Linked DNA regions of Homo sapiens: region 2 is linked to region 1. A link is a loop called in an ENCODE intact Hi-C map of the cell type or tissue named here. Cell type or tissue: GM12878. All regions are shown on one strand. Links, peaks and the distances in the headings refer to the core of each region. The heading gives the core; the rest is flanking DNA.

The links. Peaks named below come from ENCODE experiments on the same cell type or tissue, not always from the same donor. Only the 100,000 strongest peaks of a DNase experiment are listed, where the experiment ranks them.
Region 2: it touches region 1 in a loop (10-fold over the local background); 1 of 110 quality-filtered maps calls a loop at or near these places.

What each region holds. Positions count from the first base shown.
Region 1 is chr3:137,982,214-137,997,790 of GRCh38, reverse strand. No RefSeq gene overlaps it. Among named protein-coding and RNA genes, the nearest start is that of CLDN18, 20 kb to the left of the region's middle. RefSeq lists an enhancer at 8,774-8,903. In GM12878, for the core only: no CTCF peak of the experiment used is centred there; DNase peaks (open chromatin) are centred at 8,650 and 9,450; H3K27ac peaks cover 3,269 bases.
Region 2 is chr3:137,325,615-137,341,191 of GRCh38, reverse strand. No RefSeq gene overlaps it. Among named protein-coding and RNA genes, the nearest start is that of IL20RB-AS1, 350 kb to the right of the region's middle. RefSeq lists enhancers at 8,645-8,794, 8,345-9,544, 10,733-10,782, 10,763-12,490. In GM12878, for the core only: no CTCF peak of the experiment used is centred there; DNase peaks (open chromatin) are centred at 8,681 and 10,801; H3K27ac peaks cover 1,193 bases.

The DNA.
Region 1 (15,577 bases), core at 3,841-11,840:
TAGCAAGTAGGCAAATTTGAAAATATGGTACACATGGTTAATGAGAATCAGCTGTAGTAGTTATTTGATAGAATTGACTAGTTAATGTGGTTAAACTGTTTGCAGCTTCTGTGGCACCTGACTGCCTTAATCAATGGAGAAACCATGCAGGAAGGAAGATAGCAGAGGTAAGAAGCAAGAAGGGCTTTGGGCTCTGGAACTACACAGCTTGGGTTCAAGCCCCACTCCATTGCTTACTAGCTGTGGATGGGTAGCAGCTAAATACTTAACCTCTTTGAGCCACATTATCTTCATATGTAAAATGAGGTAATAATAGTGCTTATCTCTCTGGATTGTTTTGTACATTAAATGTGAAAATACATGTGAAATGTTGAGCATTACATATGGAGCACTGTACTCAGAAAATACTAGGAAATATTACTAGGGCAGACTGATAATATAATTGAAAGCTGTAGCAATTGATGATCACTCTCACATTGTGTTTCTTCACATTGATCCAGAAATTAAACTGCAGCCTACTCACACAAAGTGTCTCTAGTTACAAAAAGGCTTAAAGGTTTTTTTTTGTCCAAATATTATTCCTACTTATTTTGAACCTGGACTCAAGTCTCAACTTTTTTCACCAACTCACAGAGCTATATTATATGTTGTTGGCTAACATCTCTGTGTTCTAGTCTTTCCATTTCTAAAGTTAAGATTTTGGAATATGTTAGTTCATAATTGTAAAAAAGAGGTACCTCTTTCTTTGACTATGATATTGTCAGGAAGACAAATATATCGTTTAGATTAAAAGTGTGTGTGTGTGTGCATTCATGTGTGTGTGCATGTATATGCTTGTGTGGCAGTGGGAGGGCAGGAGGAAGGGCATGCTACTCTGATTTATGGGATGAAGAAACTTTTCTCTTGCTCCATGAAGTAGCCTCTAAGATCACTTATTAGAATCCCACAGGGATCCAGGGAACATAATTTGAAAACTATTGTCTTAGATTCCCTCAATAATCTATTAAAAAATTCATACAGTGAAGAAACGAACTAGAAAAATCAGTTCACTGGCCCAGAGAGAAAACAAGGAAGCTTGTTAGGCTTTGCCTGAGCTGGTCCATGTGTGAAAAAAATTGAAAAAAATCTTCTGAGACTATATTACCAAAAGCCTCTTTCTGTAATGTGACTGGGGTTTGAATTTGTACCCTGAACATCATGGCCCTGGAGCTCCTACACTAAGAAAGTAGCTTTAAAAGGTGATTCCAGGCTGATAACACATCTAGAATGATTTGCAGAGGCAACTGCAAAACCCTCAATGCAGGTTGCATAAGATTTCGACATTTAAAGTCCTGTCAAACTTGAGCTCAAAACCCAAAATTCAAAATCTGCTATAAACAGTGGTGTACTAGTAAACCCAGTGGTATACTAGTAAACCAACTCTAAAAAGAAAAAAAGAATTACTCTGATTTGTAGTCTTTGCCAATTCTCCTACCATGGCTGATTTCAATCTACTAATGTGAATGTAAAGTCACTAAATGCAAAGATGGGAAGAGATGCATGGAATCAACTCTTGCAAGCTGACTCTGGCACATTACTTATGAATACTATCATAAGACTTTAATGCTTACAAGAAACCCCTTCTTGAATCAGATAATACAGTTAAATCATAAAAGAAGGAACTAAAACCATAAGTAAATAAAAGTCACCATAAAAAAAGAACAGGAAGATCTGACAACTTCCCCACTAGAATTTCTAGAAATTAAGGATATAGATAATGAAACAAAACTTCAATGGATAGTGTGGTAGGCACAATTTTGCCCTCTTTCCCAGTGATCTCTGGCCTTTGTGTTACTCCCATGGCTATAATATATTACATGGCAAAAAGGATTTTACAGATGTAATTAAAGTTACTAATCAGCTGACCTTAATATAAAGAGATTATTTTAGATTATCCAGGAAAGCCCAATGTAATCATATAAACCCTAAAAAGCAGCAGAAAAAGGTAGAACATGGAGTGGGAGAGATGTAGCAGAAAGTTAAGTTAGAGAGATCTCAAGAATGAGAAGGATTTGATGCACAATTTTTACCTTGAAGATGAAAGGAGATCACATGACAGGGAAGCAGGAACTTCAGCCCTGCAACTGCAAAGAACTGAATTCTTCCAACCAACAGTGAGTTTGGAAGAACCCTCCAAGTCCCATATAAGAACCACAGGCATGGCAAATACCTTAATTGAAGCTCAGCAATTCCTTAAACAGAATATCCCAAAACTAATTGGGCCCTTATCTTACACCATATGCAAAAATCAATATCATGCTAGACATCTGATTTATAGAAACTGTGAGATAATAAATGGGTGTTATTTGAAGCTGCTAAGTTTCTGGAAATTTGTTATGACAGCAGTAGAAAACTAAAAACAGATAATTAACAGATTAAACACAGCTGAAGGTAATACTCATAAAGTAAAAAATAGAACTGAAAAAATTATGCAAAATGTAGACAGAGAAATAAAGAGGTGGAAAACATGAAACAGTAGTAAGAGAATGGAAAAATGAATGAGAAATTCCAACACACATCTAATAGGAGTATAAGAAGACAATAAATAGAATGAAAAAAATATTTGATGAGTTATTGGCTAAGGATTTTCAAGAATGAATGAAAAGCATAAATTCCATGTTAATGTTGTTAAATGAGTTCCAAGAATGGTAAATAAAAACAAATTCACACCTGGATGTATTGTAGTATTGAAAAACACCAAAGTCAAAGAGAAAAACCTTTAAAACCTTTAAGGTCAGCTGATTAGTAACTTTAATTACATCTGTAAAATCCTGAGAGAAAGGAATTGCAGCTATTTTATCAATTGCAACAACTGAAGCCAGAAGAATAGAATTATATCTTTAAAGACTGATAATAAAAATAATTACTAACTCAAAACATTGAGAAGACAAGCCACAGACTGAGATAAAATATTTGCAAAAGACATCTGGTACAAGATTCTTATCTAAAATATACTAAGAACTCTTAAAACTCAGCAATAAAAAAAATACAACCTGATTTTAAAATGGAAGAATTAGCATGAGCAATCAGACAAGGAAAAGAAGCAAAATACATCCAATTTGGAAAGAAAGAGGTAAAATGATCTGTTTTCAGATAATATGATCCCATATATAAACTCCTTAAGACTCCACAAAAAACCTGTTAAAACTAACAAATGAATTCAGTAATGTTGCAGGATACAAAAGAAACACAAAAGTTAGTTGTGCATTTTTACACCAATCATGATCTATCCAAAAAGGAAATCAAGAAAAAAAATACCGTTTGTAATAGCATCAAAAAGAATAAAATATTTTGGAGTAAATTTAACCAAGGAGGTGAGAGATCTGTAGCCTGAAAACTCTAAAACATCAATGAAAGAAATCGAAGACACAAATAAATGGAAAGATGTCTCTTGTTCATGGATTGGAAGAATTAATATTGTTAAAATGTCCGTACTACTCAAAGTGATACACAGATTCAGCATAACCCCTATCAAACTCCAGTGCCATTTTTCACAGAAATGAAAAAATATTCTAAAATTTGTATGAAACCACAAAAGACCCTAAAGAGCCAAAGCAATCTTGAGGAAGAAGAACACAGTTGGAGACATCACACTTCCTGACTTCAAATTATATTACAAAACTATAGTAATCAAAACAGTATGGTACAGACATAAAAACAGACACATAGACCAGTGGAACAAAATATGGAGGACAGAAATAATTCCAAGCAATATACAGTCAACTAATTTTTGACAAGGGCATCAAAAATACACAAAAAAGAAAGGGTAGTAAATTGTGTTGGGATAACTGGATATTCACATACAAAAGAATAGAATTGGGCCCTTACCTTATACCATATACAAAAATAAGTTCAAATTGGATTAAAGACTTAAATGTAGGGCCTGAAGCCATAAAACTCCTTAAAGAAAACATCAGGAAAAAGCTTGTTGACTTTCATCTTGATAATTTTCTTTTTATATGACACCAAAAGCTCAGGCGACAGTAGGAAAAATAGCCAAGTGGGACTACATCAAGCTAAAAATAGCCAAGTGGGACTACATTTGCTTCTGCACAGCAACGCAAACAATTAACAAAATGAAAAGACAACCTAGATTAGGGGAAAATATTTGCAGACAGTATAGCTGATAAGGGGTTAATATAAAAGATATATAGGGACTCACACAACTTAATAGCAAATAAAAAAACAACTGGATTTAAAAAATGGGCAAATGACCTGAATAGACATTTTCCTAAAGAAGACATACAAACTGACAACAGATATATGAAAAAGTGCTCAACATCATTATCATCAGGGATATTCAAATCAAAGCAATAATAAAATATCACCTCACATTTGTTAGGAAGACTATTGTCAAAAAGATAAAAGATAGTAAGTGTTGGCGAGGATGTGGAGAAAATGAAATTATTGTACGCTGTTGGTGGGAATGTAAATTGTTACACCCATCCCGGAAACCCATTCTGGAGTTTCCTCAAAAAAATTAAAAATAGAGCTACCATAAGATCCAGAAGTCCCTCTTCTGGATATATACGCAAAGGAAATGAAATCAGAACCTCAAAGAGATATCTGTGCACTCATGTTCATTGCAGCACTGTTTATAATAGCCAAGATGCAGAAACAATCTAAGTGTCTGTGCTAACTCTAACGGTGTTGAGGGATTTTATTTGCCCCATTTTACTGATCTTATTCCCAGGCACATAGAGAATATTTCTCACCTACAGTATAGGAACAGTTTGAAAAATAACAGTCTAAATACCACTATGTTCAGAGGTCTCTAGCACTAAGTGTGGGCTCTGAAAAAAAATTCAATTTTCCAGAAGAGAGAGCCCACCTGCTCTTTCCAGAAAAAAATGCCCATCCCAGATTCTTGAGGGGAAACTCGGAATGTTCTTGTCATAAGCTCATGGGTCAGATATAACTCAGAAAAACGACCATTGAACTCCGAGTTTCAGCCTAAGGTGGGCGTTCTAAGGACAGCATTCAGCTAAGTAGTGACTCATTTCCACTTGGTTTGGCTTGTGGGAGTAACAAGACATCACTCCCTTGACTGTAGACAGGAGGTATAAATGGCTCAAGCACCCTCCCCAATTTGCAGACTCAAGGTTCCATTCTAAAGCCAGAAAGCATGGCAAACCAAAATATGCCCAGTATTATTCACTGGCTTCCTAGTTCTTGCTATATTTTTGAGCCCCAGTTTGAGTGACTAATAGCATATGGATTTTCGATAAAAAATACACCTAAAAGCAGTTCATAAATTCAGGCATATTTGGAAAGAATTTAAACAATATGTATTTTCTCAGGCTAGACACGAAATAGATCTGTTTGTTTGCCAAGCAGGGTTTTGGTTGGTAAACTCAAACATTGCTTCCATTGACATAAAGCAAGATGCAACAAAACTATGAACATTATCCATAATACCATGTTTTCCCAGTTGCCAGCACATGTCTATGTTAAGATGTACCCTGAGATACAGGAGGCCTTTCTAGGACAAGAATTCTAAGACAGAATCAGCCTTTGGCAAGGGTGTGATGACACCACACATGATCTTCAGGCTCCCCGACCCTCATCTGTCTGTCTTTTTCTGAGAACTTTCCTCCTCATGGATGCTCATTGCCCCAGGTCCTCATGTGCTCTCACATCTCTAAAATATGCCAGTAGGAAAGAGATGTGCTAAGGCATGATCAGGAAGGCTTCGTCTGCAACCTCTTCTGAATTATTTATATTTTACCCTGGGAATCAACTTCTCTCTCCACCTTAAAAACAAATCAAACAAAACATTGTCTGTTTGCTGGTGGTTTGGCAATCCCTAGACTTTTGGATTTTATAAATGAGTAAATTTTATATAAAGGATTCCAGGACTCAAAGAGGACTGGCAAATCATTATTTTGTTAAGTAAGGACAATAACTAATGACCATATCACATCATTTATAAGATAAATAATATTTTAATGTGAAATGATAGAAAACCACAATCTCAGAATAAAGGACAGTCTTCAACAGGTAAGATATATATAAAATATATATTATAATATATATATTTGTACCTATGTTAAACATAGGTACAAATGATATATGTATGATGATATATATAATATATAAATGATATATATCATTTGTATCTATGTTTAACATTGTCCTCATTTTTTATCTAATTTCTTTTCACATAAGGAAACCATCATCATGGACCAACATAGTCCATGAACCAGCATGGGTGCAGATGCTTGGAGTTGCAGGGTTAGTAGCTGACCTTCAGCTGGTGAGATGCTTGCTAATAAGTTTGTTGAGGAGGAGCAATGCCAGGATAGGGGGGCCAGAAGTGTGACTTTTGAGGTCCAGGTGATCTTGAGGAAAGATGCTGAATTTGGGAGAATATGTAGACAGGCAAAGAGAGAAGATCTTGAGGACTCCAGATGATCTGACTGAGGGTGCAGGAACTGAGGTGGGTAGAAGTGGGGACAGGGTGTCTGGTGAAAAGTCATTCACATCAGGGACAGAAGAGAAGAAAAGCAATGAAAAGTCCCTAAGGACCATGACTATGAACTCACAAGTGGCTCATTTAGAATGTTCTGTGGACAAGGACTAAGGAACATTGGTTGATTGATTGATTGCATGAGATTCGTTTGATTAATTCATGAATGTATTTGTCTAAAAAGCAATTGTTGAGTCAGGTAATGCACTAAGGGCTGGGGCTATGGAAATTATTAAGGTACAATTTTTGTCCTCAGATATGTGTAATTATTTATAAATGGTATACAGTCATGCATTGAATAACAACGTTTTGGTTAATGATGAACTGCACTTATGATGGTAGGCCCTAGAGATAATAATAGAGCTGAAAAACTTTTATTGCCTAGTGACATTGCAGCCATCATAACATCATAGCATAATGCATTACTTGCGTGTTTATGGTGATACTGGTGTAAACAAAGCTACTGCACTGCCAGTCATATAAGAGTATACAGCACATAACGATTATATACAAACAATACATACTACTTGATAGTGAAAATAAATGACTATGTTACTACTCTTACATATTTACTATACTATGCTTTTTATTGTTGGGGTGTACTCCTTCTACTTACTACAAATAGTTCACTGTAAAACAGCCCCAGGCAGGTACTTCAGGAGGAATTCCAGAAGGCTATATTGTTATCACAGGAAATGACAGCTCCATGAGTGTTATTGCTCCTGAAGACCTTCCAGTGGGACAAGATGTGGAAGTGAAAGACAATGATATTGATTATTCTGACCCTATGTAGGCCTATGCTAATGCGTGTGTGTCTTAATTCTTTTTTTAAATGTTTAAAAAGTAAAAAAAAAGGAAAAATTAATATATAAAAAAAAATTTATGCAGCTGTACAAAATGTGTTTGTGTCTTAACCTAAGTAGTATTACAAGAGTCCAAAAGTTAAAAATAATTAAAAAGCTTATAAAGTAAAAATGTTACAGTAAGCTCAGATTAATTTATTATTGAAGAAAAAATTTGAAAAAATAAATCTAGTGTAGCCTAAGTGTATGGTGTTTGTAAAGTCTATAGTGGTCTACAGTAATGTCCTAGGCCTTCACATTCACTTCCCACTCATTCACTAACTCACCCGGGGCAACTTACAGTCCTGTAAGCTCTATCCATGGTAAATGCCCTATCCAGGTGCAGCATTAAAAAAAATCTTTTATATCATATTTTTACTGTACCTTTTTATGTTTAGATATGTTTAGACACATAAATACTTACCATTGTGTTACACTGATTACAGTATTCATTACAGTAACATACTGTACAGGTTTGTAGCCTAGGAGCAATAGGCTATACCATATGGCCTAGGTGTGTAGTAGGTTATACCATACAGGTTTGTGTAAGTTGACTCTGTGATGTTCACACAACAACAAAGTCACCTAATGATGCATTTCTTAGAATGTATCCCCATCGTTAAGTGACACATGACTGTATATGTGCTAATATATTTTATGTATTAGATACATTATAAAACATACCCTGACATGAAAATTAAATGAGGACAATACAAAAATGATTATAAATAGAAGTTTTGAGATTATCTTCCTGTGGATTATTTTCCTGGGCTGTGTACACTCCCTGTTTAGAGATTGTTGGCCAAATGAGGTGTGAGCAACTTGAGAGAGGGAGACTGGCAAGTAGGAGGGCTGATGGCTTTGGGGAAAGGAATAGCGCCATGAGGCTAAGGCACAGACATGGGGCTCAAAGAGAGAGTGGCATGAGTTTCTTAGGACCAAAGAGAAAAGAGGGAAAAAGAATGCAGTAAGCTGAAACGGAGCAAAAAGAAGAGAAGAAAGGATGTGTAGCTTGGGGCTGGGGGAATAAGTAGGGTGATTAAAAGAACTGGTGAGTGCTCATTGAGGTGGAGCTTATGGAGAGAAAGGGAGCTAGAAACTCTGGTTGGAGTGGATCTGGCTTATGTGGACCCAGCTAAGTGAGCAGCATGAGGCTGGCTTGTGATTTACCTATTGTTCATATGAGGTACACCCCATAGTCATACAGTGATGACTGACGGCTTGTGCTCAATTGCAGAGTACAGTGTGGGAAGGGCTTACGTGAGATTGGAAAGAGGGAAACCCGTAAATCTCAAGGGAGAATCTTGCACTGATTCTGATAGGCTTATAGGTCACAGGGCACTGTGGCTCAGTGTTAGCTTTTTGAGTCACTTGATAACAGCACTAGGGTGACCAGTCATCCTGATTTGCTCAGGACTGTCCTGGTTATGTGACTGAAAGTCCCAGGTCCCAGAAAACCCCTGAGTTTCAGGCAGTGGTGCTTCAAAACATTCGTAGTAAAGGTCCCATAGAGGGACTGTGTTTTCCAAACCAAAGTGTTTAAATGCATGAATGGAGGAGGCATTTCCCCTCTGACTTCTTAGGGTACATAGACATTTTTTTTTAGGCCAGGCGCGGTAGCTCACACCTGTAATCCCAGCTTTTTGGGTGGCCAAAGTGAGCTAATTGCTTGAGCTCAGGAGTTTGAGACCAGCCTGGACAACATGCCAAAACCCCATCTCTACAAAAGAATACAAAAATAGCTGGGCATGGTGGCGTGTGCCTGTAGTTCTAGCTACTTGGGTGGCTGAGGTGGGAGGATCACTTGAGCCCAGGAGGTCGAGGCTGCAATGAACTGTGAATATGGCACCACTGCACTCCAGCCAGGTCAATAGAGCAAGACCCTGTCTCAAAATTTTTTTTTAAAATATAAAATTAAATCACCTCTAGTTAATGTGTATAATAACTTTGTGATGACACTAAGATGGGAGGAAATCCCCCGTGTGGGAAGTGTTAGGGCTGATGGCCATAGAGGTTTTCATTTACCCACCACACATGCTTTATCTAAGCTGCTTTCAGTATCAGGAGCGGACTCTGTTTCCTGCTCTCAGGAATCACGAGGAGGGTGAGACAAGAGAGCAAACAAGGTAGGGAGGGCTGGTTTCTGTTTGACTAGCTGTAGGCCTGCTCGCCTTCCTGCCACCTCCCAATGTTCAACACATCAACTGCAGGTTCACCTTTAGGTGCTTTTATTCAGGGGAGCTAAAAACTTACTCAAAGGGTTTTTGAGTCATGAGGACAACTAAGACTCCAACCTGCATTTTCTTTCACAAAGGTTTTCTTTAAGTTACTATGTTTATTTTTTTATTTTCACAAAAGTAATATAAACGGTAATATAAAAGTGAGAGAATAAAAAATTTACAAAAAAACCCAAAGGAGGGATGAATAGGTGGAGCACAGGGGGTTTTTAGGGCAGTGAAACCACTGTATGATGCTATGATGGTGGATATATTACACATTTGTCATTATACATGTGTCCAGACTCATAGAGTGCACAACACCAAGAGTAAACCCTAAAGTAAACTATGCACTGTGGATGATAATGATGTGTCAATGAAGGTTTGTCAATAGCAAGAAATGTACCACTCTGTGGGGGATGTTGATAATGGGAGAGGCTCTTAATGTGTAGGATATAGGAGCACAGTGTATATGGAAAATATGTCTACCTTCCTCTCAGTTTTGCTGTGAACGTAAAACTGTTCTAAAAAAGCAAGTTCTAATAATAAATAAATAAAAGGAAAAATATTCCTCAAGCCAACAAAGCATAGATTCCTGTAAGAGATACTATTGTTAACATTTTGTCTTTATTTACCTCTTGTCTTCTTTCCCTGAATACATACATTTTACATATTTGGGATCAGACTGCACATACACATTTTATTATGTTTTTTCATTTAACTTTATATTTGTCAAAAATATTTTCTTCATTAAAACCCATTGCAAGCATAAATTTTAATATGTTATCATGTAGATGTATCATATTTATTTAACCTTTCTCCCACTGTTTATTTAGGTTTTTACCAGTGTTTACTTTTTGAAAAATTAGAATCTTTGATTTTTGAAATCTTGATGGGAAGAAGTAGAAAAAAACCTAGCATTTAAGTTGTAAGCAATTTTTAATTTCACTAGAGATATATGCTGTAATAGTCCTTCAGCATAAGCTGAATTTTGTTCTGGGCACCACCGTAACTAACACACTATAATTACACATATATAAAATACATACCCACTTGCTATTTGGGGAGAAAATGCATTGTTATACCCAACCATAACGTAGATGTTTGTATACTTATAATCCAAGTGTACTGATGTGTAAGGAACTCTCTCTCTCTCTTTTTTTTTTTGGTGTATGCTTGAGTCAGAGTTGTATCTCTGCAGAATATGTTTATTTGTTTGGTAAGAAGAAGTAAATGGAGTATAAAAATTTTTTTTTCTCAGTTTGAAATGAAACTGCTCTATGCCTAAAGAAAGACTTGTTCTCCTGAATGTGGCTATGCATGTCTATGTACATACTTGGTTACCCAGAGCACTTGGCCTCTTAAGATCTAGATAAGATAGTTCTATCACTCATTCTATAGCTCATGGATCTCCAAAGTCCCACTCAAGATTTCTGCAGTTTCCTGAGCAGCTTGGTTCTCATCATCTCTGCCTCTGAGATCCTGCTTCCTTGCACCTGTCCCTGTTACATACCATGTGTACCCAGATCTCACATCCAGCTTCTTCCTCAATTTACACAATGCAAATTCACACAGATCATCTAAATGTGAAGAAATAATAATAACGGCCGCTGACATTTATTGAGTACTTACACCGTACCAGACATTATTCAAGAACTTCAGAGGCATAGCTCGATTGAATCTTCATAACAACCCTATGAGATGGGCATTCTAAATATTCCAACTTTACAGGTAAAGAAAGTGAGGTACTGAGAGATTAGGTACAATTTATATGGAAGTATGTTTACTAAAACATTCACTTATTCAAAAGATTAGTAAGCATTGTAATAATTTTGCAAAGTGGTGGGGATTCAATGGAGAAAAATACAGACATGGTATTGGCTCTCAGGAAGCCCACAGTTGAGAGGCAGGAAACAGACAATTAAATTATTAGAGGGAGCAGAGCAAGATGGTGGAATAGAAGTCTCCACCGATCCTCTCCCCACCCCACAAGGACACCAGTTTAACAACTATCTACACAAAAAAATGACCTTCATAAGAACCAAAAGGAAGGCAAACACCCCAGTACCTGGTTTTAACTTTATATCACTGAAAGAGGCATTGAACAGGTAGGAAAAACAGTCTATATATACATATATATATATATGTGTATATATATATATATATACACACGTGTATATATATATACATATATATGTGTATATATATATACGTGTGTATATATATATACATATATGTGTGTATATATATACATATATATGTATATATATACATATTTTATTATACTTTAAGTTCTAGGGTACAGGTGCACAACATGCAGGTTTGTTACATATGTATACATGTGCCATGTTGGTGTGCTGCACCCATTAACTCATCATTTACATTAGGTATATCTCCTAATGCTATCCCTCCCCACTCCCCCAACCCCACAACAGGCCCCGGTGTGTGATGTTCCCCTTCCTGTGTCCTCATTGTTCAATTCCCACCTATGAGTGAGAACATATGGTGTCTGGTTTTTTGTCCTTGCGATAGTTTGCTGAGAATGATGGTTTCCAGATTCATCCATGTCCCTACAAAGGACATGAACTCATCATTTTTTATGGCTGCATAGTATTCCATGGTGTATATGTGCCATATTTTCTTAATCCAGTCTATCATTGTTGGGCATTTGGGTTGGTTCCAAGTCTTTGCTATTGTGAGTAGTGCCGCAATAAACATACGTGTGCATGTGTCTTTATAGCAGCATGATTTATGTTCCTTTGGGTATATACCCAGTAATGGGACGGCTGGGTCAAATGGTATTTCTAGTTCTAGATCCCTGAGGAATTGCCACACTGTCTTCCACAATGGTTGAACGAGTTTACAGTCCCACCAACAGTGTAAAAGTGTTCCTATTTCTCCACATCCTCTCCAGTACCTGTTGTTTCCTGACTTTTTAATGATTGCCATTCTAACTGGTGTGAGATGATATCTCATTGTGGTTTTGATTTGCATTTCTCTGATGTCCAGTGATGATGAGCATTTTTTCATGTGTCTGTTGGCTGCATAAATGTCTTCTTTTGAGAAGTGTCTGTTCATATCCTTCGCCCACTTTTTGATGGGGTTGTTTGTTTTTTTCTTGTAAATTTGTCTGAGTTCTTTGTAGATTCTGGATATTAGCCCTTTGTCAGATGATTAGATTACAAAAATTTTCTCTCATTCTGTAGGTTGCCTGTTCACTCTGATGGTAGTTTCTTTTGCTGTGCAGAAGCTCTTTAGTTTAATGAGATCCCATTTGTCAATTTTGGCTTTTGTTGCCATTGCTTTTGGTGTTTTAGACATGAAGTCCTTGCCCATGCCTATGTCCTGAATGGTATTGCCTAGGTTTTCTTCTAGGGTTTTTATGGTTTTAGGTCTAACATGTAAGTCTTTAATCCATCTTGAATTAATTTTTGTATAAGGTGTAAGGAAGGGATCCAGGTTCAGCTTTCTACATATGGCTAGCCAGTTTTCCCAGCACCATTTGTTAAATAGGGAATCCTTTCCCCATTTCTTGTTTTTGTCAGGTTTGTCAAAGCTCAGATAGTTGTAGATGTGTGGTATTATTTCTGAGGGCTCTGTTCTGTTCCATTGGTCTACATCTCTGTTTTGGTACCAGTAGCATGCTGTTTTTGTTACTGTAGCCTTGTATAGTTTGAAGTCAGGTAGCGTGATGTCTCCAGCTTTGTTCTTTTGGCTTAGGATTGACTTGGTTCCATATGAACTTTAAAGTAGTTTTTTCCAATTCTATGAAGAAAGTCATTGGTAGCTTGATGGGGATGGCATTGAATCTATAAATTACCTTGGGCAGTATGGCCATTTTCACAATATTGATTCTTCCTATCCATGAACATGGAATGTTCTTCCATTTGTTTGTGTTCTCTTTTATTTCGTTGAGCAGTGGTTTGTAGTTCCCCTTGAAGAGGTCCTTCACATCCCTTGTAAGTTGGATTCCTGGGTATTTTATTCTCTTTGAAGCAATTGTGAATGGGAGTTTTCTCATGATTTGGCTCTCTGTTTTTCTGTTATTGGTGTATAAGAATGCTTGTGATGTTTGCACATTGATTTTGTATCCTGAGACTTTGCTGAAGTTGCTTATCAGCTTAAGGAGATTTTGGGCTGAGACGATGGGGTTTTCTAGATATACAATCATGTCATCTGCAAACAGGGACAATTTGACTTCCTCTTTTCCTAATTGAATACCCTTTATTTCTTTCTCCTGCCTGATTGCCCTGGCCAGAACTTCCAACACCATGTTGAATAGGAGTGGTGAGAGAGGGCATCTCTGTCTTGTGCCAGTTTTCAAAGGGAATACTTCCAGTTTTGCCCATTCAGTATGATATTGGCTGTGGGTTTGTCATAAATAGCTCTTATTATTTTGAGATATGTCCCACCAATACCTAATTTATTGAGAGTTTTTAGCATGAAGCTGTTGAATTTTGTTGAAGGCCTTTTCTGCATCTATTGAGCTAATCATGTGGTTTTTGTCTTTGGTTCTGTTTATATGCTGGATTACGTTTATTGATTTGCATATGTTGAACCAGCCTTGCATCCTAGGGATGAAGCCCACTTGATCATGGTGGATAGGCTTTTTGATGTGCTGCTGGATTGGGTTTGACAGTATTTTATTGAGGATTTTTGCATGATGTTCATCAGGGATATTGGTCTAAAATTCTCTTTTTTTGTTGTGTCTCTGCCAGGCTTTGGTATCAGGATGATGCTGGCCTCATAAAATGAGTTAGGGAGGATTCCCTCTTTTTCTATTGATTGGAATAGTTTCAGAAGGAATGGTACCAGCTCCTCGTTGTACCTCTGGTAGAATTCGGCTGTGAATCCTTCTGGTCCTGGACTCTTTTTGGTTGGTAAGGTATTAATTATTGTCTCAATTTCAGAGCCTGTTGTTGGTCTATTAAGAGATTCAACTTCTTCCTGGTTTAGTCTTGGGTGGGTGTATGTGTCGAGGAATGTATCCATTTCTTCTAGATTTTCTAGTTTATTTGCATAGAGGTGTTTATAGTATTCTCTGATGGTAATTTGTATTTCTGTGGGATTGGTGGTGATACCCCCTTTATCATTTTTTATTACATCTATTTGATTCTTCTCTCTTTTCTTCTTTATTAGTCTTGCTAGCGGTCTATCAATTTTGTTGATCTTTTCAAAAAACCAGCTCCTGGATTCATTGATTTTTTGAAGGTTTTTTTGTGTCTCTATCTCCTTCAGTTCTGCTCTGATCTTAGTTATTTCTTGCCTTCTGCTAGCTTTTGAATGTATTTGCTCTTGCTTTTCTAGTTCTTTTAATTGTGATGTTAGGGTGTCAATTTTAGATCTTTACTGCTTTCTCTTGTGGCCATTTAGTGCCATAAATTTCCCTCTACCCACTGCTTTAAATGTGTCCCAGAGATTCTGGTATGTTGTGTCTTTGTTCTCGTTGGTTTCAAAGAACATCTTTATCTGTGCCTTCATTTTGTTATGTACCCAGTAGTCATTCAGGAGCAGGTTGTTCAGTTTCCACGTAGTTGAGTGGTTTTGAGTGTGTTTCTTAATCCTGAGTTCTAGTTTGATTGCACTGTGGTCTGAGAGACAGTTTGTTACAATTTCTGTCCTTTTACATTTGCTGAGGAGTGCTTTACTTCCAACTACGTGGTCAATTTTGGAATAGGTGCGGTGTGGTGCTGAGAAGAATGTATATTCTGTTGATTTGGGATGGAGAGTTCTGTAGATGTCTGTTAGGTCCACTTGGTGCAGAGCTGAGTTCAATTCCTGAATATCCTTGTTAACTTTCTCTCATTGATCTGTCTAATGTTGACAGTGGGGTGTTAAAGTCTCCCATTATTATTGTGTGGGAGTCTAAGTCTCTTTGTAGGTCACTAAGGATTTGCTTTATGAATCTGGGTGCTCCTGTATTGGGTGTATATATATTCAGGATAGTTAGCTCTTCTTGTTGAATTGATCCCTTTATCATTATGTCATGGCCTTCTTTGTCTCTTTTGATC
Region 2 (15,577 bases), core at 3,941-11,940, 660 kb after region 1:
TTCACAGTAGAGATAGTTTTTTTTATATATCCCAAATTCCAGAAGTTATTAGTCTAGTGAAGACTCAATATACTTATTAATTAAATTGGGTTCCATTTGGGGAAGGAAAAGGGGTAAAGGATGTAATGTTTGTCAATAATATATTATTTCCAAAGTGTGATAATATATTACTTTCTCTAATTATTACAACAAATTTTCAAAGCAGTTGGCATTATGCCTATTATGCAGAAGATGCTTCTAATTTCACCTCGTTCTGGGAACTGGCAGAGTTAAGGGGTTAAACCAAAGACACTACCTCCAAAAAAAAGGTCTTTGCCTGTGAAAGGATTGATTATGTTTGTTCCCATTTTCCTCCTACAAAGGTCTCTCCTGTTCTTTATTGACTCACAGAGGCTGCCTCTATTGCTGGAATCTTGGTCCCATTTGTTAAAATTACCTCTATTGAGGACACGGCTTGTATTGAGGGACCACATTTCTTCCCTGTGGAGCACAGTCCTGCCATAATTTAGCCTCTCCACTGCATAGGTCTTGATGACTTGGGTTATGTAGGATAAGGGTCATGATCAATGAAAAGTTCAGTTTATGAAAAGTCTGCAGGACTTTATGGACAACTGATAACTCACTTCTTCCAGAATAAGATGATCAGAATATCTGAAACATGAACACGTGAGATAAAATAGTTGAAAATCTGGCAGGAAACACTGAAGAATTTTGGATGGCATAACGGGTGGGGTAGGGCTCCATTTATTACAACTCCCATCTTTGGATAAGCACCATATTGAGACTTTTAAGAAGCAAAACTATTCCCCCAGGTTTCTACCTAGTGGTAAGGGGTAGAATAGGTTGACACTCTATTTTGGTTTAGCCATATTGAGCCAAAGTGTGTGTGTATGGCTGGGACAATGGGACACACATAAGCATCTTCTCAGAGGGCCATGATGGCTATGGCACATAATGTATTGGACTGTGGAGGGTTATTTACAGAATTTGGGTTTGATTGATATGATCAAGGCCAACACCAAATTTTAACTTTCACTTCTTTTGCTCCTTATGATGGGCCACACCAAGACCCATTCTCTCCACCTTGAGCTCTTCAGTACATTATTCTTGGTCCAACACATCAAAGTGGTGGTCATAGGTACTAATCCTATGCAGGATTATACTTGCAGCTCAGGAATCACGAAAAGCTTCATAGGCTCCTCTTCCCATTCCCAAGTCCTCTCTTTTCATAGACATATTGAGACCTTTCCTTGGACTATAGAAAGCAAGGTACATCCCCAGTTCAGATGTGTCTCTGCAAATCAAGAAGTGACTGTTTCAGGCCAGGCAAAGACAATAAGCATTCATTAGGAATGAACACTCCCAGAAGCCAGGTGACAGCCACGTGGTGTGTGAGGTATGATAAAGCTTAAATTCTAGGAACTTATCCTAGAAGCTCAAGGATTTCTACTGATGAGACAGCAATAATAATATGGTTGTTTGAGACTTTGTTGGGGAGGGTCATCCTTGGGGAGCCCCAAAGGGTCAAGTCCTGATTTGGGAGTATAAAGTTCAAATGTTGCAGCCAAGGCTCCTGTATTAGCTTGTTCTCACGCTGTTAATAAAGACATACAGGGTATAAAACTGGATAATTTATAAAGGAAAGAGGTTTAATTGACTCAGAGTTCACCATGGCTGGAGAGGCCTCAGGAAACTTACAATCATGGTGGAAGGGGAAGCAAACATGTCCTTCTTCACATGACAGCAGGAAGGAGAAGTGCCAAGCAAAAGGGGGAAAAGTCCCTTAAAAAACCATCAGATATTGTAAGAACTCACTATCATGAGAACAGCATGAGGGTAAATGCCTCCGTGATTAAATTACCTCCCACTGGGTCCCTCCCACAACATGTGGGAATTATGGAAACTATAATACAAAATATGATTTGGGTGGGAACATGGCCAAACCAGATCATTCTGCCATGGCCCTTCCCAAATCTCATCTCATAACATTTTAAAACATAATCATGCCCTTCCAGCAGTCCCCCAAAGTCTTAATTTATTCCAGCATTAACTCAAAACTCCAAGTTCAAAGTCTCATCTGAGACAAGCAAGCCCCTTTCACCTATGAACCTGTAAAATCAAAAACAAGTTAGTTACTTTCTACATACAACAGAGGGGACAGGCATTGGGTAAATACACCCATTCCAAATGGGAGAAGTTGGCCAAAACAAAGGGGCTACAGGCCCCATGCAAGTCTGAAATCCAAAAGAGCAGTCATTAAACATTGAAGTTCCAAAATGATGTCCTTTGACTCCATGTCTCACATCCAAGTCATGCTGATGCAAGAGATGGGCTCCCATGGCCTTGGGAGGCTCCACCCCTCTGGCTTTGCAGGGTACAGCCCCCATCCCAGCTGCTTTCATAGGCTGCTATTGAGTGTCTGTGGCTTTTCCAGGTGCATGGTACAAGCTGTCAGTGGAGCTACCATTCTGGGGTCTGGAGGACAGTGGCCCTCTTCTCACAGCTCCACTAACCAGTGCCCCAGTTGGGGCTCCAACATCACATTTCCCATCCACACAGCCCTAGCAGAGGTTCTCCGTGAGGGCCCCACCGCGGTAGCCAACTTCTGCCTGGACATCAAGGCGTTTCTGTACATCCTCTGAAATCTAGGCAGAGGTTCCCAAACCTCAATTCTTGTCTTTTGCACACCCCCAGGACCAACACCACGTGGAAGCTGCCAAGGCTGGGTGCTTGCACCCTCTGAAGCAACATCCTGAGCTGTACCTTGGCCCCTTTTAGCTATGGCTGGAGTGACTGGGATGCAGTTCTGAGACTGCTTACAGCAAGGGCACCCTGGATGTAGACCAGGAAGCCATTTTTGTTCCTAGTCTGGGCCTGTGATGGGAGGAGCTGCTTTGAAGACCTCTGATGTGCCCTGGAAACATATTTCTTATTTTCTTGGTGATTAACATTTGGCTTCTCATCACTTATGCAAATTTCTGCAGCCAGCTTGAATTTCCCCTCAAAAAATGGGTTTTTCTTTCCTATTGCATTGTCAGACTGCAAATTTTCTGAACTTTCATGCTCTGTCACCTCTTGACTGTTTTGCTGCTTGGAAATTTCTTCTGCCAGATACCCTAAATCATCTCTCTCAAGTTCAAAGTTCCACAGATCTCTACAGCAGGGGCAAAATGCCAGCAGTCTCTTTGCTAAAGCATAACAAGAGTCACCTTTGCTCCACTTCCCAACAAGTTCCTCATCTGCGTCTAAGACCACCTCAGTCTGGACTTTATTGTCCATATCACTATCAGCATTTTAGGCAAAGCCATTCAACAAGTCTCTAGGAAGTTCCAAACTTTCACACATCTTTCTGTCTTCTGAGCCCTCCAAGTCTCTAGGAAGTTCCAAACTTTCCCACATTTTCCTGTGTTATTCTGAGCCCTCCAAACTGTTCCAACTTCTGCCTGTTACCCAGTTCCAAAGTTGCTTCCACATTTTCAGGTATCTTTATAGCAGCACCATACTCTTGGTACCAATTTACTGTATTAGTCCATTCCCATGCTGCTATAAGAATATATCTGAGACTGGGTAATTTATAAAGGAAAGAGGTTTAATTGACTCACAGTTCAGCATGGCTGGGGAGGCCTCAGGAAACTTACAATCATGGGAAAATGGGAAGACAACACATCCTTCTTCACATGGCAGTAGGAAGGAGAAGTGCCAAGTAAAAGGGGGAAAACCCTCTTATAAAACCGTCAGGTCTCATGAGAACTCACTCACTATCATGAGAACAGCATGAGGGTAAATGCCTCCATGATTAAATTACCTTCCACACTGTCCCTCCCAGGACACATGGGGATTATGAGAAGTACAATTCAAAATAAGATTTGGGTGGGGACACAGCCAAACCATATCAGCCCCCATTACCTTCTTTACAGTTTTCCTTCTAGCAGAAAGGGGACACGGGACTTTTATATCTTATCCAATTTCTGACATGCTTTCTTATATTCTACTTCTTCATAAAAATTATTTTAGCCATGCCCACAATTTAGAAACAGCATGTTTGACCATACTCCCAATTTCATTCACCAATTTTATAGGATCTATTAATTAGTTCATTCTACAGACACTGATTAAGCACCTATATTCTGTGCCTGCTCAATGTTGAAATGAATAACTTAGTCTTTGGGTTTCAAGATTATCTATCTCCATGTATACCTATGTAACAAACCTGCACATTCTGCACATGTATCCCAGAACTTAAAGTATAATAAAAATTTTAAATTTTAAAAATGCACATGAAGACCTACATTTTATTTTAACTAAAATATATAAACATACATTAAAATTCACCATCTTTTCATTAGTCCACTGATTCCTCGGCTTTCTTGTAATAAACCATAATCAAAAGGCACAGTTTCTTTAAAGCAAGGCAAATCTTTACTTAAAATAAAAAAGCAATCTAAGAGGAAAAAAAAAAGAGATTATCTATCTCAGGACCTAAGACTACATTCAGAAAATTAGACACAAAAACACTCAGGATTTTCCAGCCCAAAAATTCTTTATGACTAATAATGTAGAACAACACACATGTTAAATTATAAATGTATTAAACCTTCTTTTGCTTTTTCTTATTATTTTTCCCTTTCATCAGCCAGTTGGAAAATCCATGGCCATTTTTAATTATTGTAAAATTGGAGGCCAGATGTTTTAGGGAACATATGTATTTTACAGACTCGTACCTAAGACATAGATACATAGCCTGCAAATAACCCATAACTCCCCAGCTTCTGAAAGAACATACTCACTTCCACTGTCCTCACTCTGGCCATTCTGAACTGCAACCCAGCTATGATAAACTGATGACACCATCTGCTGTTTGGAGCAGGGAACAGTAGTGCTTACAGTAGTTTTAATAATTAAAACTTAATTTAATTTAATCTGTCTTCCCTACTTCCTTGCCTTTCCTACCCAACCAGAAATGTGCACATGCTGAATCCATGTTTTCTGTCTCTCAGTACTCCCCTGCTTTTTGTTAGTAAGTTAGTGAGCTAGTTTGTTTACACATATTCTGATATATAGTATCAGGAAATATTTTTCTCACATATATACCAACATCTGCTTTAACAGCTTTGCTCATATTGTTCCCCTCTTAAGAAAGTCTCCACCTCATTTCTCATGATCTTCCTCACTGATTTTCTCTTAATTTTCTTTGGTCTATACTGGAATTAGAAATCTTCTCCTTATTATTATTTTTAAATATGAGACTATTTCTAATGATGCATCCATGTCAAGAGAAAGAAAAGCCAGGAGTTCCCTACCAGGTACAAATCAAGGCAAGTTTAGTTCTCCGTGCAGAAGGTCTGCCCTTTCTTGTCCATTCCCACCTAAACACTTTTGCTACTGCTGGTTCCTTGTTCCAAGAAAGTCCTTCCCTCCTCTTTACTTCCCTAACGTCTCAGTTTCCCACGTGACCTCCTCTAGGAAGTCCTACGTATTCCAGAACCCCTCCTCTGAAACCCAATGCTTTAATCATTGTATTCGTTTCCTAGGGCTGCTGTAACAAATTACCACAAACCAGATGGCTTAAAACAAAAGAAATTTATTTTCTCACCATTCTGGAAGCCAGATGTCCAAACTCACGGTGACAGCAGGGGTACACTCCCTTCCAAGGCTCCGGGAGAGAATCTTTCCTTGCCTCTTCCAGCTTCTGGTGGCTTCTGGTCTTCCTTGGCTTGCAGCAGCCTGACTTCAGGCTCTAACTCCCTCTTCACACAGCCTTCTCTCCTATCTGTGTTCTCTTCTCTTCTTAAAAGGACACCAGGTATCAGATCCCACCCTAAGCCAATATGATCTTATTACTAATCTTACCTTAATTACATATGCAAGGACCTTTATTCCAAATAAGATACCCTTTTGAGATTCTGGGTAAACATGAGTTCTTTTGGGAGACACCACTCAATTCACTACAATCATATACTGTTTTGGCTTTATTTTAAATCTGTTTGCCTTGTTTTCAGAATAAAATTGCGAATTGTGTAAGAGACTTCTGAATCTCTGGTAGTAACTAAAGCAGAGGATAAACTTAGATTTTTTAAATTCTTTTAAATTTTATTAAGAAACATTCAGTTGTGTGTGTGTTGCTGTTGTTGTTGTTTTTAGTACTTTCACTCTTTTTTTTTTTTTTATTTTTTTTTTTTTTGAGGCAGGTCTCACTCTGCCAGCCAGGCTAGAATGCAGTGGCATAATCATGGTTCACTTTAGCCTTGAACTCCTGGGCTCAAGCAAGCCTCCCTCCTTAGCACCCTGAGGAGCTGGTACTACAAGCGCATGCCACCACACTCAACTAATTTTTTCTAATTTTTGTAGAGACCAGGTCTCACTATGTTGCCCAGGCTGATCTCGAACTCCTGGCCTCAAGCAATCCTCCAGCCTTGGCTTCCCAAAGTCCTGGGATTACAGGTGTGAGCCATCACAACTGGCAGTACTTTCTTATAGAAGATTTTAAATTGGTTTCTGATTTCCATTGAAGTCTATTTCCTTGAAAGTTCCTTTCGTTACATTGTGCATTTTACCTCATGTAACTTGATGATTCTCCCTCATCAATTTTATACTCTCATAATTTTATACTTCCAGAATTGAAAATATCTTCCTTATAAACATACCTTGAAATTGTCTGTGTGTTTGTCTTCACAGAAAATCAGTCTAAACTATCCACAGAGACCCGGATACTCCCAACATTTCAGAGAATCTCCAATTTTCTCTCCCTTGAGCCTATAATTACTCTCTTTTTCTGTCACTGTGAGTGTCCTCATACAGTGCTTGAAGGTAATGAAGATGGAGACAATGCTGTTTTCTTTCTCTCTCTCAGGGACATACTAAGCTTTTTTTTTTTTTTTTTTTTTTTTTTTAAGAGAGATAGTCTTGCTATGTTGCTCAGGCTGGCATCAAACTCCTGGGTTCAAGCTATCCTCCCTCTTCAGCTTCCCAAGTAGCTGGGACTACAGTTGGGCATCATTGCGCTCAGCTCATACTAAGCATTTTTGAAAAGGGACACTAAACTGGAATGCTACACCAGCTCTGTCTTTCTAATTCTCATTTGTCCTCCAATACTTAGCTCATGTGCCCATCTCTCCTGTAAACATGTCCTGGTTCTTGCCAATGGAAGTTGTCTCTTCCTCCTCTGTGCCCTCTTGTGATGGGCATGTGCCCCTAGCATTTAATACATACCCCTTCATTGGGAAACTATTGGGTACATAGCTCTTTCCCACCAGACTATAAGGTCCATAAAGGCAGAGGTCATGTCTTATGATCACCTCCTGAACTTGCACAGTTTGTGTTCCCAACATGCTGAAAGGTGTTCACCGAAGCTTTGTATATGTTTAAATATCTTTAGATGTAACTCCTCAAGCATTTTAGTAATGCTAACTTTTACTTACAGCCCATAACCAAGCCATGGCTGGACATGACTCTAAATGGACAACTGTCCCTGTGCTATAGTGGCTATGGTAAGCTAAATAAAATATTATGTCTAAGACACATCTTAAAAGCAAAAGAAAAGTAGAAACATGTAGGATGAAGAAATTAGTGAATAGTATAGTCCCAAGAGTAAAAATTAGATAAAAATAGAGAGATTTTGTCTCAATTTGGAAGTCATCCCCATCCTCCAGCAGCACTATCCAAATACAGAAGGTCTGTAGAGCAAGAGAGCCCTGTGTTCAAATCACTGCTTGGACGCTTACTATATGTATGAACTTGAGCAATTATATTTAACTTCCCTGAGTTTCAGTTTCCTCTTCTGTAAAATGAGAATGATTACTTCATGGGGCCACTTGGAGGACTGAATTAAATGAGATATGTTTACATAATGAGAAGCACATTGTCTGGCTGATAGTGGATATCAACAAATGGCAGTCATGGATGTTTCATAGACAAAGAAAGGGCTCAGTTTCTGCAGAAAGCATGAATAAAAGCTGCTCTGTGAGCATTGCTAGAAGTATGTCCTTTTTATAAAGTGGTTTAGTCTTGAATTTTATCAAACCTATCACTGGGGTATGGCATCAGATTTGCATTTTTGTGTAATATATGAAAGATTTTTTTCCCAAAAAATATTCTTAAGGTTCCAAGGTTTAGTGGTATATCAGTGATAAAATGTTCAAGTCTCATATACCCACAAATGAGAATGATGATGGAATAATATCCCATCTAGTCACTCATTTAACTAAGATTCACCAAGTACCTAATGTGTATGAGAGCCTCTGCTAATTACTAGGAGAAATGAACCAGACCAGCCACTGCCCTCAGCGGTTCACTGTCTACTCAGAAATAAAAAAGAATGCAATAGTCTTGTGTTAGGGCATGGAAGTGGCTGTACCTGCCATCCATGGTTTTGTTTGCCCAGAACACAGTCTTCCTGCTTCTGGAAAATATTCTACTCTAAACTATACAGTTACCAGGGGAGCAGCTGTCATACATATTCCACCTTTGTGTCAGTTAGATTTGATGTATAACAGAACACCCAAAAGTTAGAGGCTTAAAAAAACAACCATTTATGTGCTTATGAGTTGGCTTTTTGGTCTGAACTTATCTATGTGGTTCTTCTGATCTCAACTGAATATACTGATGGCACTGATGACTCACTAGGCAGCTCTGCTTCTTGTGATTGGTTGGTTGTCAATTGGGGTAACAAGGATGACTGAGCCACATATCTCTCATTATCACACAGGCTAGCCCAGACTTGTTCACATGGTGGTGGCAGGTTTCTGAGAAAGAGTGGAATTGTGCATGATCTTTTGAGACCGAGGCTTGAAACTGGTACCACGTCACTCCTGCTGCATTCTTTTGACACTCAATCAAGGACTAAGTCCACCCTAGATTCAAGTGGTGGGGAAGTAGACTCTACCTCTTGATAGAAGGAGGTACAAAGTCACAAGGTGGGAAAGATCATGGTCACCTCTGCAATCTCCCTCCCTGGCCAGATTGGAGGGTATGTGCTCAGACTTGGCCAATCCTAGTACCTTTGATGCCTCTGTATCCCCCAACCACGGCTCGCTTTCTTGGCTCAGGAATAGACATCTGATAACTACTAGATTAATCAGGTATCTTCTTGCTCAGGACTTTTCCCTTTGGGGTCAGAGAGCCCAGGTATCAGTTTGTCTCTGGTGGGGAAAATATGAAACTAGAGCTATCGGCAATGTGTTTGTCCATCTCACAACTCTACCTTTGATGTGGAAAAATCCTTACCATCAGCTGCTGCTATGGTCTGAATGTTTGTGTGTTCCCCCAAAATGTATAGGTTGAAATCCTAATTCCCAAGTCGACTGGGGCCTTTGGGGAGGTGACTAGGTCATGGGGGTGGAGCCCTCATAAACAGGATTACAACCCTTTAAAAGAAGCCCCAGAGAGCTGCTTTGACCCTTCTACTACAGGAGGACACAGCAAGAAGGCACTATCTATGAACCAGGAAGAGGGCACTCATCAGACTTGGAATGTGCTAGTCTTGATCTTGAACTCTACAGCCCCCAGAACTATGAGTAATAAATTTCTGTTGTTCATAAGGTACTCTCTCTATGATATTTTATTATAGCAGCCCAAACAGACAAAGATAGTTAGAAAGAAGGAACTCAACATTTGCAAAGAAGCAGAGGCAAAAAAAAGAGAATTTTAAGGATATGCCAATTCTCTGGTTAGATTCCTTGAGACCTAGCTGCCTATGCCTTTTCTATGATTACCAAGCCTTGTAATCAGTTGACTTTCTGAGCCAAGCTAGGTTCTGCCACTAAGAGAAGACAGAGACAGCCACATGGAAAAGAAGAGTGAGCCAGGGAGAGTACAGTGTTCGGACAAGTGAAGATGTCCACGGAAGGAAATTTCAAAACAAGGAAGAGCAAAAGCAAACAGAGATGAGTAAATGATAACCATGTCTAAAGCATATGAATGACTTTGCTGAAGGCTAGGTTTTAGAGGAGGACGAGAAAAAGATGAGACAGAAAAAGCAGTTGGATCAGAATCTGCAGAGTCTTAATGATATAATAAAGAATTTGAACTTTGTTTTATACTTGGTAGGAGATTTTGAACAGGGAATGTCACAGTTGAAGGAGAGTTTGAGGAGGATCAATCTTGTGATGGTTGGCATAATGGATTTTAAGAACAGAAAATGAATTTGGGGATAAAGCCTGCAACAATGATGCCTTGAATTGGGGCTGAAGAAAAGGGGAGGAAGAAATAAACAAGGGGTATGCAAGAGGGAAAGAAAAAAAAGCCAGGAATTGGAAACAAACTGAACCTATAGACAGTGGATAGCGACATGAACAGCCAAGAAGGCTTGCCATACAGCGTTGGATCAAAGATGGGGGATGTTTACAACAGCAGAATAATTTATACGATACATTCAGCAGGAGCACAGAAAAGAGGTTGGGGCTGCAAGAGTTATCAATCAGTTACCAAATATCAATGGAGGACCTCCTATGTGTTCCACAGTGAAAGGTACCAGGAACACCACCAATGCACATAAATGTCTTCTGGACTTGCATTCTAATAAGGACTGTTGAAGTGCTGGGAGCAAAAGAGATCTACAAAAGAGGTGTCCTTCTAAACTCACAAACACAGCATATCATATGGGGAGGGGATGCGGTTTTGATCCTGCATAAGTGATTGAGAAAGAGAACTTGGAATTAATTGGCCCAAGCCTCCTCCCCACAAACCTGGGTGCTTTCCACTGGTTAATCCCCTCTCACCTGCCCAGCATCTCGCTTTCCTTTCACTTCCCCCAAGCAATTCATTTATGGCTCCTGTTTTCCACACAATTGGAGAAAATTCAACATTTGTACTTGTCAACTCAGTAGCCATATTCAAATCACTATCAGAAGACAGAGTTACAAAAATCTTTAATACCTCCAACCAGACCAATGATAGCAGCATGAAGGAAATCCTTTGGTGAGGAGGGAAGAACACGATTCACCAAGATTGAGAACCGAGTGCTGCCTCTTAACAAGACTTGTGTCAGCACTCCGAACTCAGGGATGGAGCAGATTCCTAAAGCAACTGGAAGCCAACTGGGGGATATCTGCATGGGAGAGGCTGGGAGGCAGGTGGGGGAACCAAAGGCAACATGGGCCAGGCAGAAATGGAATTCTTTGCTTTCAGGTCCCTTTTGTCTACCTATTTTCATCTTTACAGAACAGTCCCTTCCCTGTCCTTCCCAATTCCCCATTTTCTTTTCTTTTTTCCTTTCTTTAAATGCAGTCTAATCCCGAGTGTGAACTGATGTAGTTTGTGTGTTAGGGGGAAAAAAATCTCTCTCTTTTTCTGCCTTTTTTTTTTTCCTTCTTCTTCCCCTGGCCCAGTTCATTATTTTTCTTTCTTGTCACTCAGTGTGATAGGTTGAACAGAAGTGCACAGATGAGCACTGAAAACGGTGTCACAAGGCCTTAATCTAGTCTTTAATGCCTGACTTCAGAGATGTCATTTATCTTCTAACTGCAGCAGGCATCCACCAACTTTATCTCTAATAATATATTGATGGATTAAAAGGGTCGGGCAGGAGACCGGGCTGGAAAAATTGCTTATTGACATCAAAATACAGTGCCCTCAACCTGATAAACATGGAGGGCTCGTGTATCTCCCAGAATAGTTGGCGTAGCTATAATTTTTTTTCTAACATGTTTCCCCCAGGTTCATGGGGTGGTCCAGTAAAATAAACAAATACTAAACATTATTTCTATGCTGACATGGCCAAGGAACACGCGAGATATTTTAGGAACACATTTTTAATGTCAGATTTATAAATATACCTCCCTTATTTATGACATGTTATAGCATATTCTGTGACAACTTGAAACAGGCACCTATAGTCTTGGCAGCATTCAAATATTCTCCATGCAGTTTGTTGGAGCAAAAGCTGCCAGTAGCACCTGATTATGCATTTGGATGGTCGTTGGTAAAGCAAGGCTATTTCAGCAGAGAGATGAGGCCAGTAATCTCAGAATGTAAATGAAGAGAGCCTTTGGAAAGGTTTCCTTTGTTTATTGTTCTCTTCATTTTATTGTTTGGTTGGCAGCAGCATGTTTCAAATCACGGTCTGCTTTCCCTACACAGGCTGTGTCTACACAAGTCACTTTTAGAATAAACCAAAAAATAATCATAGACTTCTAACTCCTACTTAGTGGGTAATTCTTAAATTGACTATTTTCAAAATTACCTGTTGTTGAACTGAATTTTGTCTATTTTTTTTTTCACCCTATGAATTAGTTGACATGTGAAGGTACTCTCCCAGGGAATTATTGTTGTTAATTTTGTAATCATCAATGTTGTTGACTTTCACCTGATTTTCAAATGAAAGTTACTTCTTCAGTTCAATTTGCTTGTTTGGAAAGCAAGCTCTAAAAATGTCTTTCTCAGTACTAAGAGTGGGAAGGTGACCTATTTTAGCTTCCTAAAAAATTCCTTCGTAATTTTATATTTTTTCCTGAGTACAAAGGTAAGATCATAAAGGTTGTCTGGCCGACTTGCTTCTAAAGAAATTCACAGAAACTACACATTATTCCAGCATTTTGTTAATTTAGTAGGAAACATTATTCTGTTGTACCCTTGCTGATGATGACAGCACCTTATTCAGTACCATCAAAGACAGGATCCTGGACATCAGTGTCCAGAGCCTAGAGGTGCCTACAGAGAAAATCTCTCCACAGTCAGCTCCTGAATGTTCAGGCACACCTGAAGCCAAGCTAACTGCTGTCTACTCACTGCTGCTGTGCTGCCCGGCACAAGGGACTGAACCTCTCTTGCAGCAGTTTCCCCACCTGTAAAATGGAGATAAAAGTTGTAGCTATTTCATAGGGCAGTTGTGAGGTTTAAATGTGTTCATATATTAAAAGTGGTTACAGTAGTGTCTAGTACATGGTGAATACTCAGTAAACCTTATCTATTACTATTATCGTCATCTTTAAACTTATTATTGGGCTTGTAATGACATCTCATCCCAAAGGAAGAATGACTTAAGATATAGCCAGAAAAGGAGGGTGTCTACTAGAACAAAACATGTTAAGAAGAGGGGAGAAAAAAAGCTGGAGCCAAGGAAAATGCCAAAATGAAACAACCCAAAAGCTGGCAAAAATCCTAAAGAAGTCATTAGCTGTAGGGTAGCAAAGCTCTTGTCAACAGACAAGAAGAAAAGAAGCACTAATATGTACATATTCTAAACCAGGCATCAGAGTCCTCTGACCTCTTCCTGTAAGGATTCCTGGCCAAATTGTGGAATATATTGGGGGAAAGGGGATTTGTTGCATAAAATCCTGCTACTAAAGTGCGAGTTTTTAAAGTGACAGATTATGGAACAGATTGAGAAAAAAAAAAATAAATTGGGGAAGTAGAATGGAGCCCATTCCAGAATGACCTATCAATCTTCCTTGAATGCTTTGGAATAGGCTCTATATCTAAGAAATGTCTTCTGTAGTAAGAATACTGCAATTAGCACTCGTAAGTTGGCTACATGGAGAGAATTCAAAACGCAAAATATAAAAGCTAATAATCCAAAACTAATCACTTAAAGGCTTCTCTATACAGAACATTCAAGGGAGGATTAAGGATCAATGTATCTGAAGTACAAAAGCTGAATTAGGAGTAAAAGTAATAATGGACACGATTGACAGGGCACTGACCATTTACCAGGGCCAAGTCCAGGTCTGTCTCACTCTAAAGCCATGTTCTTTATTTCAACATTTCCACTCTAAGCTGCATTCAGACTTTGACTGCAGAAAGCAAGGGAAAATAGTGAGATTGCCAAGGTTCTGAGCTGGTGGGTTTTATGAGCAAGGGGGAAGGGAACTCAAAGTTTCATATTCCTCCACCCAGGAAGACAACCATTGGCTGATGGTCCCCAACCTTAAAAATTCTAATCTAGAGATTTACTCCTTCCCCCTCTGTTTTCAACTGCTCTGGGGATAAAGAAATCATCAATTCTTAGTGCTGTCATCAAATGGGGTCAGCCTAAGGTAAGACAATAAAAAGAGGGCACATAACCTGGAAACCCAGTTAAAATATGAAAGTTCCATCCACTCCCATGATTCACTGTTTACCCAGAAAATTCTTGCAACTTCTGTTTAAATTTATATTTTCAATATTTATTAAATTCAGCCATCACACCTTTCTCCAGCAATTTAACTGGTATGACTTCCTCTCTGGTTAATGGAATCAAGCAAAAAAGCAAAGAGAAGATAAATACAAATCAAAGTTCCTTCCAATGTGGGTTTTGTCAGCATGGTCCAAAGAGAAGCCAGCCTTGTGGGTTAATACAATACTATAGGCAAGGTGCCAAGTGTTTCTGTACGTAATTCACCTTTAATTCTTACCACAACTCCGTAAGATGAGTATTATTATGAGGAAATTAAAGCTCAAAAAGAATGAGTAGCTTGCCCAAGGCCATACAACAAGTAAACAGCAATGTTTTTAAGATTCAAACCCAAGCCTTTCTGACTGCGAAGTCTAATCCTCCTGTTTGTTGTGCTACATCATGGTTGGTGGCATTTATCTGTACTTTGGGATGCAGTAAGACCATAGGAGAGGAGAGCATATCATCCTCCCTGCCTAATAAGCTCTGTCTATAGAAAGAAGCACAAAAAATATGGGCATAATATCAAGGTTCAAAGTTATTTCTTTGGCTTCACACCATGACCTTTTATAAAACTCAGTTCTAATTAGCAGGATTTCCCATGACTACAGAATGTTTCTTTCTTTTAAATTCATGTATGTTGCCCAGAGACCCCTAATGTTGCTGGAACTTCATTTTGATATCCTGATGGTCCTGTCACCACTTTTGGATGCTCCCAAGGACTGAACTTTCATGTGACTAGAGGTGCCACTTTCTTTTGCATGTTCAACAGTGTCACTGATGATAGCTCAATTTTCAGAAAGTATAAATCACGGTGGAAAAATCTCTCTCTCCTTACCTGATTGTATGAGTCGCCCCTTCATTGGAGCATGAAGCACATGTGAGGGCTGGTCATGAAGAGCAGGAGGACAAACAGTGGCCACAACTGCAAAGGCCACAAACACAGAGCACAGAAAAAAAGGGTGTTGACAGGGCACTTGGTACAGAGAAGGCAACCAGGCACAAATGCTGGATGGACCAGAATAGACTCTCATTGAACTATGAAGGGTCAGGTAAAACACAAGGGAGCTGTATGTCAAAATACAGCCTCATGAGGTTAAAAGGTCAGTATTGAGATTAATAGGGCAAACAAAACGAATACAGAATAGTAAAGACCAACAACAATAAATATATTAACCCACAAGAAAAAAACAAAGAAAAGAGGTCTACCCTAATGCTGTAACATCAAAACCAAAGCAAAAGAAACAAAGGATTCTGGAGAGGAACAGAAAGGTAAAGCATAATTGGACACCTTTGTGAGTTCTCCAGAACACCCTTTGGGGCTCCTTCCCCTCTGTTGGAGAGCTGATGGCAACACTCAGTTTAGCTTCTGTCTGGCAGGTTCACTCCACAGCCTCTTGCCGCTGCAATCTCCTCACCCAGTGGCCAGCCCTTGTAGGTGACAACTGGCAAAATATTCAGTCAAGGATATTTTGCGCAGTGTCTACTTGA